Linked DNA regions of Homo sapiens: region 1 is linked to region 2. The links are chromatin contacts, found by Hi-C or POLR2A ChIA-PET in ENCODE. All regions are on one chromosome and are shown on one strand. Each heading gives the region's core, a stretch centred on a gene start or an enhancer-like site at or near the end of the contact. The rest is flanking DNA. Distances are from core to core; before and after follow the strand shown.

The links. A loop is a pair of places that touch in the nucleus more often than their neighbours do. ChIA-PET counts read pairs that join two places held with the same protein, here RNA polymerase II (POLR2A). Pooled maps may share reads with other maps.
Region 1: a pooled map shows a loop between it and region 2 (3-fold over the local background). The contact joins two enhancer-like sites. A Hi-C loop is called at or near these places in 1 of 168 maps with a recorded cell type or tissue (Caco-2) and 3 of 50 pooled maps. POLR2A ChIA-PET finds 5 or more read pairs at or near these places in 2 of 52 experiments (OCI-LY7 and WTC11).

What each region holds. Positions count from the first base shown.
Region 1 is chr4:98,793,025-98,797,810 of GRCh38, forward strand. The region is part of intron 2 of LOC105377343 (a long non-coding RNA gene); the gene reads right to left. Among named protein-coding and RNA genes, the nearest start is that of EIF4E, 130 kb to the right of the region's middle. Within about 2 kb of position 1,732, at least 3 of the 41 ENCODE cell types and tissues checked have a DNase peak (open chromatin) inside an H3K27ac peak, as active enhancers do.
Region 2 is chr4:98,686,244-98,691,249 of GRCh38, forward strand. No RefSeq gene overlaps it. Among named protein-coding and RNA genes, the nearest start is that of TSPAN5-DT, 30 kb to the left of the region's middle. RefSeq lists a cis regulatory region at 603-1,029. Within about 2 kb of position 2,293, at least 5 of the 41 ENCODE cell types and tissues checked have a DNase peak (open chromatin) inside an H3K27ac peak, as active enhancers do.

The DNA of each region.
Region 1 (4,786 bases), core at 482-2,981, 110 kb after region 2:
ATTTAAAACTTGGCAGATGATTATCTTAAAAGATGAAATAAGTCATCAACTGCCAAATTAAGAGTTAACAGCTCCTAGCATTTAAAATTGTGATTAGATTTTTACTGGGTATCGAAAGTTTACTTTAACTTTCAAACTAAAGGGAAATAATATAAATTGTGTCTTCAAGAAAATAAGCAAAATTTTAAAATAATTTTTCTAATTGTGCCCTCAAAATTCATGTTTATTAATTATAAAGCTATTCATTTATACTCTAGAAAACTTTGAAAATAGACACACACACACACACACACACACACACATTGAGAAAAATGGGAAAACCTAAACTTTCATCATCCTCTCAGAAAAAAGTCATGCTAACATTTTTGTTTCCCTTTTGGTCTATCTTTTCTGCATGCACACATACTTTCAGACAACATTAAAACGTTATTTTTAATAACTTTTAGATTATACTGCTTTAACAGTTTTGAATCTTTTCTTTCATTTAACCAATCATTAAAGATCTTTCAAACACATTATTTTAGGTATCTGCCATAATTATGTATCTCTAGTATGGCCTCCAATGATTATTGCCTCCTGGTAATCATGACCTTGTGCTATAGCCTCTTACAATGAATACAGCTAACCTAAGTAACCAATAAGATGCAAGAAATGGTAGCATGAAAGACACTACAGCTTCCACCTTGCTCTTTTTTGGACTATTCTCTATGGGAAAAGCCAGCTGCCATGTTCATGATCACATCCCTATAGAGAGGTCCACATAATGAGGAGTTGAGGCCTCCTGCCAAGAACCAGCACGAATTTGCCAAGTACTTGAGTTTTTCATCATGTAAGAGGATCCTCCCACCTCAGACAAGTTTACACATGACTGCAACCCTGACCAACACCTTGACTGTAACCTCATACAGACATGGAGACAGAACCTCCAAAGTGATCTGCTCCTGGGTTCCCGACTCATAGAAATTGAGTGCATTCGTAAATATTGATTGTTTTAAACATTTAAATTTTAGGATAACTTGTTGTATATGGACAACTAATAATTATTTTGGCACCAAAAGTGGGGTGCTACCATAACAAAACCCTAAAATGTGGGGTGGCTTTACAACAGAGAAAAGAAAACAGTTTGAGAAGTAAAAGAATAAAGTACATTGCACCAGATGAAACTAGGGACAGAGTGCACAGACAGCCTACAGATGGGAGAAAACTTTTGCAAACTATTTTCATTTGATCTGACGAATACATGGAAAATATGAGACACTATTGAAAAACTATTATAAATAATGAAAGAATTTAGTAAGGTGATAAAAGACCAAAGAACTATGTTTCTACCCTAGATGCATTCAAGGGGCTTTGAATAGAGGTCCGACCAAGTGTGTTTATAGGCAGTGGTAGGAGAAACAGAGCTGTTTCTTGATTGTATCCTACTTAATTCACTTATTCAGCGAACAAGTTACACAAATACACACAATAATTTTAGCTGTATAACACTTGAACACTACATGCGTAATCCTGAAATGTGGGCACATGCACTTATAAACCCTAATTATTGTGGGGGAGTTGTTGCTAATTTTGAAACTACAATTAGCAGGATGGAAATAATGGAGCATCTGGTGATTAAAGCAGCGTGTCAACCTGAACCACCTCATTCCTAACCTCAGTCCCTGTAGCTTCTCATATTCTTTCAGATCAGCTTCTCTGAGACTAATCAGCAAGTCTTTGCTGTTTAGCTTCCTGGGCCACTGCTGAGTCACCCTCCCACTCTTAGCAGGCTCTTACTTGTGTGAGTTTCTGCTAAGTTATCCAGTTCCTATCCCTAAGGGTATGTTCAAGCCCTGAAGCCTAACTAGTTTCTTCTTGAAGCAAAAATTTGCATGTTGTTAACTCTCAACTACTTATGGTTACAGGTCTCAGGAACAGGTGGATCTTGTTGCTGAACCACAAACTAGATTCTGCCTATGAAATTTACCTGCTCTACCACATCTATTAGCAAGTGATAGAGCTAATCAGGATGTGTTGCCTTTGCTTGCTCTATCGCACATTCCCTGACAAAGATATCAATGACAATGGAAAGGGATAACCTGGAGGAGGGAATAAGAAGACAGTAGGGTCCGACAAGTGAACAGCAATTCTTTGGACCCACAGGGACTGTCAGTAATCTCACCAGGCACTTTTAGGGTATATCTCCAGGCTCAGAGCCCTTGCAGTGATGTTTTATACACATTTGGCCTTCCTGCCATGTTTGACAAAAATCCCTAAGGCTAAAGTGCATTGAAACATAGGAATATATTGGTGTGTCCCTTTCTGCAGTCTTCCCAGACTTTGGAAAGATGAATATGACTGTCACTAAGTGGAGACTCTGCAATCCCCACGCAGAGTTGGCATGGGGGCACTGGTGATGAGCAAAAGGATAGGGATCTTCAAGTGACTTTTTAAGCACACAAAGAGAGTAGGTGGTTCTTCATAGGCAAAGGAGACAAATTGCCGGAAGCCAAAAGGTAGACAGTTGCAGTAATCTGTGTGCTTTCTCAGAAATGAAATACAGAGATCCTACCCTTCCATTTCGTCAAGTAAAAGTGAGGCTTGTGAGAATCTGTCATCCTTTGCTTGGAAACTCTATGCTGAAGCATGTGCCATGTTTACTCTCAGTAAACTGCATCCTAGGCCTATAGAGAAGAGAGCAACCAACTATTAAATGGTTAGAAAGAGAAAAAACATGAGAAAGTTATCTTCAGCATTCCCTCATTTATGAAGCTATTGAAATAGCACATCCTGGAATATGCAGACTAAATTTTCCATCCTGGTTTCATAACACTTTACAGTCTCTCCATTTATCTCATGAGATATTAAGGAACTCACAAAACTGATTTACAATTAATTTTATTTCAAATGAATATATAGCATATCACATTTGATGAATCAGAAAGAGGAAATTTGAAAGACAGTAAAAATAGTATGTTGTGAACTTAAAAAGAAGTTGAAAATCCTGTCTCTATAGATAGTTCTGGCAAAATAAATGCATATAGAGCAAAAGAGTGAGTACATCAGTGTCCTTTTGGAAAGTCGGTGACACTCAGAATGCTTTGGGGGCTTAACCTTGATTCATATGGAATTTGAAAAGCCCATGTCTCACCTCAGGATTCAGTTTGATTCAGCCTTTACTATGTCCCTCACACTGAGCTAGGCACTAGTGATTCAAAGAGAAATGGCACCCACCTGCCCAAGGAAGAGTCTAGAAGATGGCATTTTTGCTATCCTACCAGCAAAAAGAAACAAGGGACCAAGTCAGTTTAGCAAACACTATTGTGAGCTGACTGTAAGGCTCTATGCAAAGCCCTGATAAACCCCCAAATAATGCCAAGCAGCAAATGACTTTTTAAAGCCATATTACATATTGACTTTGTAATGCATAATGGGCATCTGGGCACAGAAGATTTACTTCCCTAATTATGTGTTACTTATGCTAATATTAAAATTAGCCTGTATTCCCTAATCACCTTCAGAGGAAGAAGTGGCTTTAGAAGCATGCTGGGCAACAGATTAAAAAGGATTGAAAATACCTAAGTGTGAAAAATTTTATAATAAAAGTTAACACCCATGAGCTTTTAAAGATAAAACATGGCTTCTCTTTCCACTCACTATTCTTTCTTCTTCATATCTTTTTTCTTCTTTTTTTGTGAAATTATATGTGACTCCTTAAAAGTATGAAAAACGTTTGCTGCAATCTTTATAAAACCGTGGATTATGGAAGGAGCCCCCACTAAGGGTTTAGATATTGTACTAAGTATGTTACGTAAATTATCTCTTTTAATCTTCCCTAGAGCTGTGTGAAAAAGAGATTGTTATCATAAGTTTAGAGATGAGGAAACTGAAGCTCAAAAAGTATTTACATAACCTATAAAAGATCAAACCAGAATTTAAATATTAGTCCATCAACTTTAAGACTTATGCCTTTCTACTATCCAATGCACTCTAACCTTTAATATCCCACTGTACCAGTAGCCAATAGAGAAATGGGCAAAGGAGAGAAATCCACCGTTCACAGGAAAGGAAATACAAATGGCCCTTAAACATATTTTGTAGATGTTCAAATGGGCTCATAGGAAATGCAAAATAAAACTTCATCTGTCAAAATAGCCGAGAGAAAAACCATTTGGCATCACGCTGTGTTGGCAAGGGTGTGGGGAAAAAGCCTTGCTCATTCGTTGCTGGTGAGAGTAAAAGATTGACGCAACTGCGTTAGAGGGAAATTTGCCAATTCCTATCAAAATTACCCTTCTATAATTTTATCCTTCAAGTATATATTTGCACTTGTGAGATATGACGTGTGCACAAGATTATTCATTGCAATGTGGTTTATAACAGGAAAGGATTGAAACAACCTGATGTTCATTAACAGGCTTACAAATTATGTTCATCTATACAAAGAATTGTATGCAACCATTACAAAATGAGAATTATTGTTAATGTAATTTGTTAAGTGAAAAAATGAAGGTGCAGAACAGCAAGTGCTATGTGTTCCCATTTGTGTAAAGGGAAAAGTATGCACAAGTCTTTGTATGTAACTAGACTATATCTGGGTAGGCTGGGGTGGAAGGGAGACATTGCTTCACACCCTGTGGATCTTTTGAATTTTGAACCATGTAATGTATAACCCCTATTATTTTATTTCGTTAGAGATGAAGGTCTCACTATGTTGCCCAAGCTAGACTTGAACTCCTGGGTTCAAGTGATCCTCCCACCTCAGCCTCCCAAGTATCTAGGACTACAGGCATATGCCACCATGCCC
Region 2 (5,006 bases), core at 1,043-3,542:
ATGTTGTGTGGCGGATAAGTCCAAGTCTATCAAGTCTTGGCTCCATCTATTATATCTCTATGGCTTTGGGCCACTTAGCTTCTCTGGACCTCAGTTTCCTCATCTAGAAAATGAGGCTAATAATGTCTACCTTGTAAGTGTATCGTAAATATTTGGGATAATATATGTAAAATGCCTCAAGCACAGAAACAGGCAGTAAATCTCTCTCTCTCTCTCAATAGGAATCAGTAACCAGTGTTTTGCTCTTTGGGGATTACACAGCTAACCCTCAATAATCCACATGTGGGTTCTTCTCTTTGCAAATTAGCTCCAGCACATTTTTGAAGTAAGCAGATTTTCCCATGAACTCCTCATTTACTCTTGGCTGACTTTCCACCACCAATCTCATGTGTGTTTATATAATGCAAACAATTTAATATTAAGCTATGTGTTACTTTTGTAGAAAGGTAAATTTGCGTCCACAAATAAGATACATTTAAAAAACCTAACGTGTATGACATTTGAAATTCTCTAACTTGCAATGACTTGCCAAGTTGCTGAATAAGCCAGTTGGAAAATTTTTAATTTTATTGTATTAAAAGGGGGAACAGGATTGTGTGGCCAAATAATTGTGTGGTTTTGTAAATTTTAATTTTTCTTTTTATTTGCAACTCTCAGACCATGTCTGTGTATAAACACCAATATTAATTTTCACCCAACAGCTCTTCTGGCATCTAAAATGTTTGCTGTCACTGGTTCAGTTGAGATAATCATATCAGTAATGTCTAACCTCAGTCCCATTCCTGGGCCCCTGGAGAGAAGAGTTAATGGGATCAAGGCTGGCTCATGAGTTATCAGCTACTCCACGAAGCTGAGTCTCATAGATTAATGCAGAACTGGCAAGCTTAAAGTCCTGGGGAAAAGGCTGAAATGATACATGGGGATGGTTAAAAACAGTGGTAAACATTTGAAAATGAAGGTCTTAGGTATGGTATAGAGGGTAAAGCATCACAATTCCAAACAAAATTAAAGATATTGCACCTCTAATACATTACCAGAGGCTAGTAAATAAAGATTTAAAAAGAAGGAAAAAATATAACACCTAAGTATTCCTGATGTTTATTGAGGATGAAGAAAAAAATGAATAGAAAGAAAAGAAGGCAAAGACCAAAGAACCTTCCCTGGAAGAGCAGGGCTGTGCTTTGGCATCAGGAGCCAAACCCCACACCCACCTGTGCTAGCGGGCTCTACTACCTAGCTAGGAAGGACGGGGTGCTTGTGTGCTTGCTTCAACAGCTTCATTGAGCTGTTCACGTGCCTGAAGAGTCACCCATTTAAAGTATGCAATTTAGTGGTTTTTAGCATATTCCCAGATATGTACAATCATCACCACAATTTTAGAACGTTTCCTTCAGCTCAGAAAGCAACCTTGTACCCTTGAGCTCTGACTCTCATCCATTCTCCTGTTCATCGCCCAGCCCATGCAACCACTAATCTACTTTCTGTATCTATAGATTTTCCTATTCTGGACATTTTCTATAAATGAAAATGCGACTTTTGTGACTTATTGCACTTAGCATCGTGTTTTCAAGGTCCATCCATGCTGCAGTGTCTATCGGTACTTCATTTCTTTTTATAGCTGAATAATATTCTATTGTGTGGCTATGCCACATTTTGCTTATCCATTCAGCAGCTGAAGGACATTTGGGTTGTTTTCACTTTGGGACTATTGTGGATATTTTGAATAAACATTCATGTCGAGGTTTTTGTATAGACATATGTTTCCATTTCTCTTGTGTATGTACCTAACAGTGGAATTGTTGGGTCATGTGGCAACTCTCTGCCTGTTTGAGAAACTGCCAGGCTGTTTTCCAAAGTGCCTGCACCATTTTACATTCCAGCAGCAGCTCATAAGGTTTCTCTACAACCTCATCTATCATGTGTGCTCATCTTCTGGCTTTACATAGCTTCTTCTATGTGACAAGAGAAATGAGATAAAAATATAGGATTTGCTTTCTAGGCAAAAGAACCCACTGTTATTAATATCCTAAGAAATGCTTATTTTCTACTTTATAGTTCTAGTACAAATGTGAGCTGACTTTTTTTTCAGGATGTACTATAATAATTTGAGTGTTGAAGAGAAAATCCAATGCTGAATGTGAAATACGTAAAAAATATTTCCTGTGTTACCACTTAAGCAGTAAATAGCCCAAAGCCTCTCCCAATACCCCACCACCTCACCACTTTGAACTGGGCAATTCTTACTCATCTTTGAGTTCTCTGGATGCCTTCCCCAAGTCACTGGCTTGAGATAGGTCACCTTGGGGTGAAGCTCCCATGGCACCTCTACTTCCTCTGACAAAACGTGACTCAGAGTTTTGTTTTGTTATCATTATTCCATATCCGCCTTGTCCTCTAGTCTGTAAGGCACTGGGGCAGAGTGACCTTGGCTGTCTTTCCTACAGTATCTCCATCATCTAGCCATGTGTGTACTCCATAAGTATTTGCTGAATGAAGACGCAAAAAAGGTTTTCCACTAAGAAGTTTTCCTGCTTACTAAACTTTTCAGTGAATGTGTATAAATTAGGCTTCACTAAAGTGTTTGCTTTGTTTATGAAAAACCCAAGCTGCATCTTAGCTCTTTGGCACACTCCGAGAACAGGCTTATTTTACCAGCAAATTCCTCCCTGAGTCAGCTAATGCTAAGGTATGTTCAATACTTTTCTGAAAACGATCCTAATCTCCCCTAACAGAGGCCAGAGTGTAGCTGAAACAGCTCTTCTGACAGTTAGGAAGCTCTGATTCTGTCAGTCATTTTCTGTTCTTTATCATGTTTTTTTTCAAAGGAAAAAGCTGTTTTCCTGTGTGTGAGAACATTCTCTCTTATCTAATAATGCTCAATTGTCTTTCTGTTCCATTAGTGTGCAGGAAACCACCTGTCCAATTGAGATCAGAGCTGCAGATGTCAAAGTGTCTCATTTTATATAGATGTGCAGCTGTCAGATCAGAGATCAAAGGCTTCTCTTTAATGAAAACAAGTCATCTTTACCAACATGACTGTAGAATTTATACGAATACAGTTATCTGGATTGAATGATTGGCATTCATCTTTTTCAAGCTCCCATCATTTTAACAATGACTTGGCTCTCCCAACTTCCTCAAGTAAAGAACGAGGCAAACATCCTAACCTCTGCTCCCTCTCCTCTAATTCTGCTCCTATTTCTCTGGTCCCTGTACCAGAGGATTCATAATGGTCTCCCATGGGTCATGCTTGAGAGAGTTTTATTTGACCAAATGCATATAAAAAAAATTGTTGGGATTAAGGGCCAGTATTTTCAAATTGGAAGATTTCACATAAAAATCAGATCTCCAATTTTTCTTGAAAAATCAGGCAGTCCCAACACTGAGTTGTATTCTCAAAGACGAATATTGTAGTGTAGTCACTAAGGTGGTTTCCAATGATGCTTACCTCCTGGTTTGCATGCCTTTGTCAAATCTCCTCCCCTTGAGTGTGTGGTGAACTTGGCTCACTTCTAATTAACAGAATCCAGCAACAATGATAGGATGTCACTTCTGAGATTGGGTTACAAAAAGACTGCCTTCCATCTTTCTTCCTCGCTTGCTCTGGAGAGGCGCTGACTGCCCTATTATGAGCTGCCTTAAGGAGAGACCCATATGAAAAGGAACCAATTCCATCAGCCACCAGCCACCAGGGACCTGAGGCCTGCCAACAACCACATGAATGAGTTCAGAAGTAGATCCTCCCTCAGTTGAACCTTAAGCCAAGACCACAGACACAGCTGACACCTTTATTATTGTCTTGTGAGAGACCATGGATTAGAGGACCCAGTTAAACCATGCCTGGATTCCTGGCCCACAAAAACTGTGAGAAAATATGTTTGTGTTTTAAGTCAATACGTGTTGGGGTAATTTGTTACCCAGCAATAGATAACCATTGCAGTAACCATTAGTGATCAGGTGGAGCTGAGCACAGCTGTGCCCTTTGGAAGGCATGCATTCTCTCTGCTTGCACTTGTCCAGCCCACCCATGGTCATTGAGACCCTGCTCTATGCTGTGTATTAATCCACTATTCATTCAGTCACCCCATCAGGACCTCCCTTGATCCACCAGTTACTCAGTGCTATAGGAGATACCTCTGGGTTTCATTCCCTCTTCTTTGCTCTGCATGTCCTAATCATGGTTCGATCCCTCCTATTATCTTGCTTGGACTTTGGCAGCTATCTCCTAATTCCTCTCAGTTTCTTGTCCCACTCACCTCCAATTCATCCCTCCATGCTGCTGCCAGACAGCTATTTCTAAATGCTCTTCAGGATGAAATCTAAACTTTTGGCTTGGTTTCCAAGGCCCTCCAGGATGACCAAGCCCCCCTCACGCTCCAGCCACATCTCTCCCACACCTCCCTTTGCCGCTGCTGGGAACTATGCACTCTAGTCACCCGAAACTCCTCACTCCTCCTCAAATGCGCCTAGCTGCACCATATTTCTGGGCCTTTGCCCACCCTGATCCGTTGGCCTACAATGAAATGCCCTTCTCTGCCTCCCTGCCTCATGACCACACCTCACCTTTCTAGCATCACCTCCTCCGTGAACCCCTTGCTAAATCATGCCCCCAAGCAATCAACTGCTGCTTGCTGGTGCCCCTATAGCCATCTGTTCATGCTGCTCTCTTGGTGTCTGGATCACCCAATCACACTTGCTGCCTCATCTGTCATTATCTCACCTGGAGGGAATGGTGGCAAGATCACCACCTCTGTACCTGCATTGTCCAGCATAGTGCCAGTACAGGGAGGGGACTCAACTCACAACAGTGTTTCTGCAAAACAACAACAATAAAAATGTCTCCATTGTTTCCCCTTAATGCCACCACTTGACAGTTCCCCTACCTGGAATAGAAGCCACCCAACTTTCCTTCTATTTATTCTTTAGGTCACAGCTTAAGCGACATTCTCTCAGAGACCATTCCCTAAGCCCTTAGATCACACTGATGCCGCCTTTAATAAGACTCA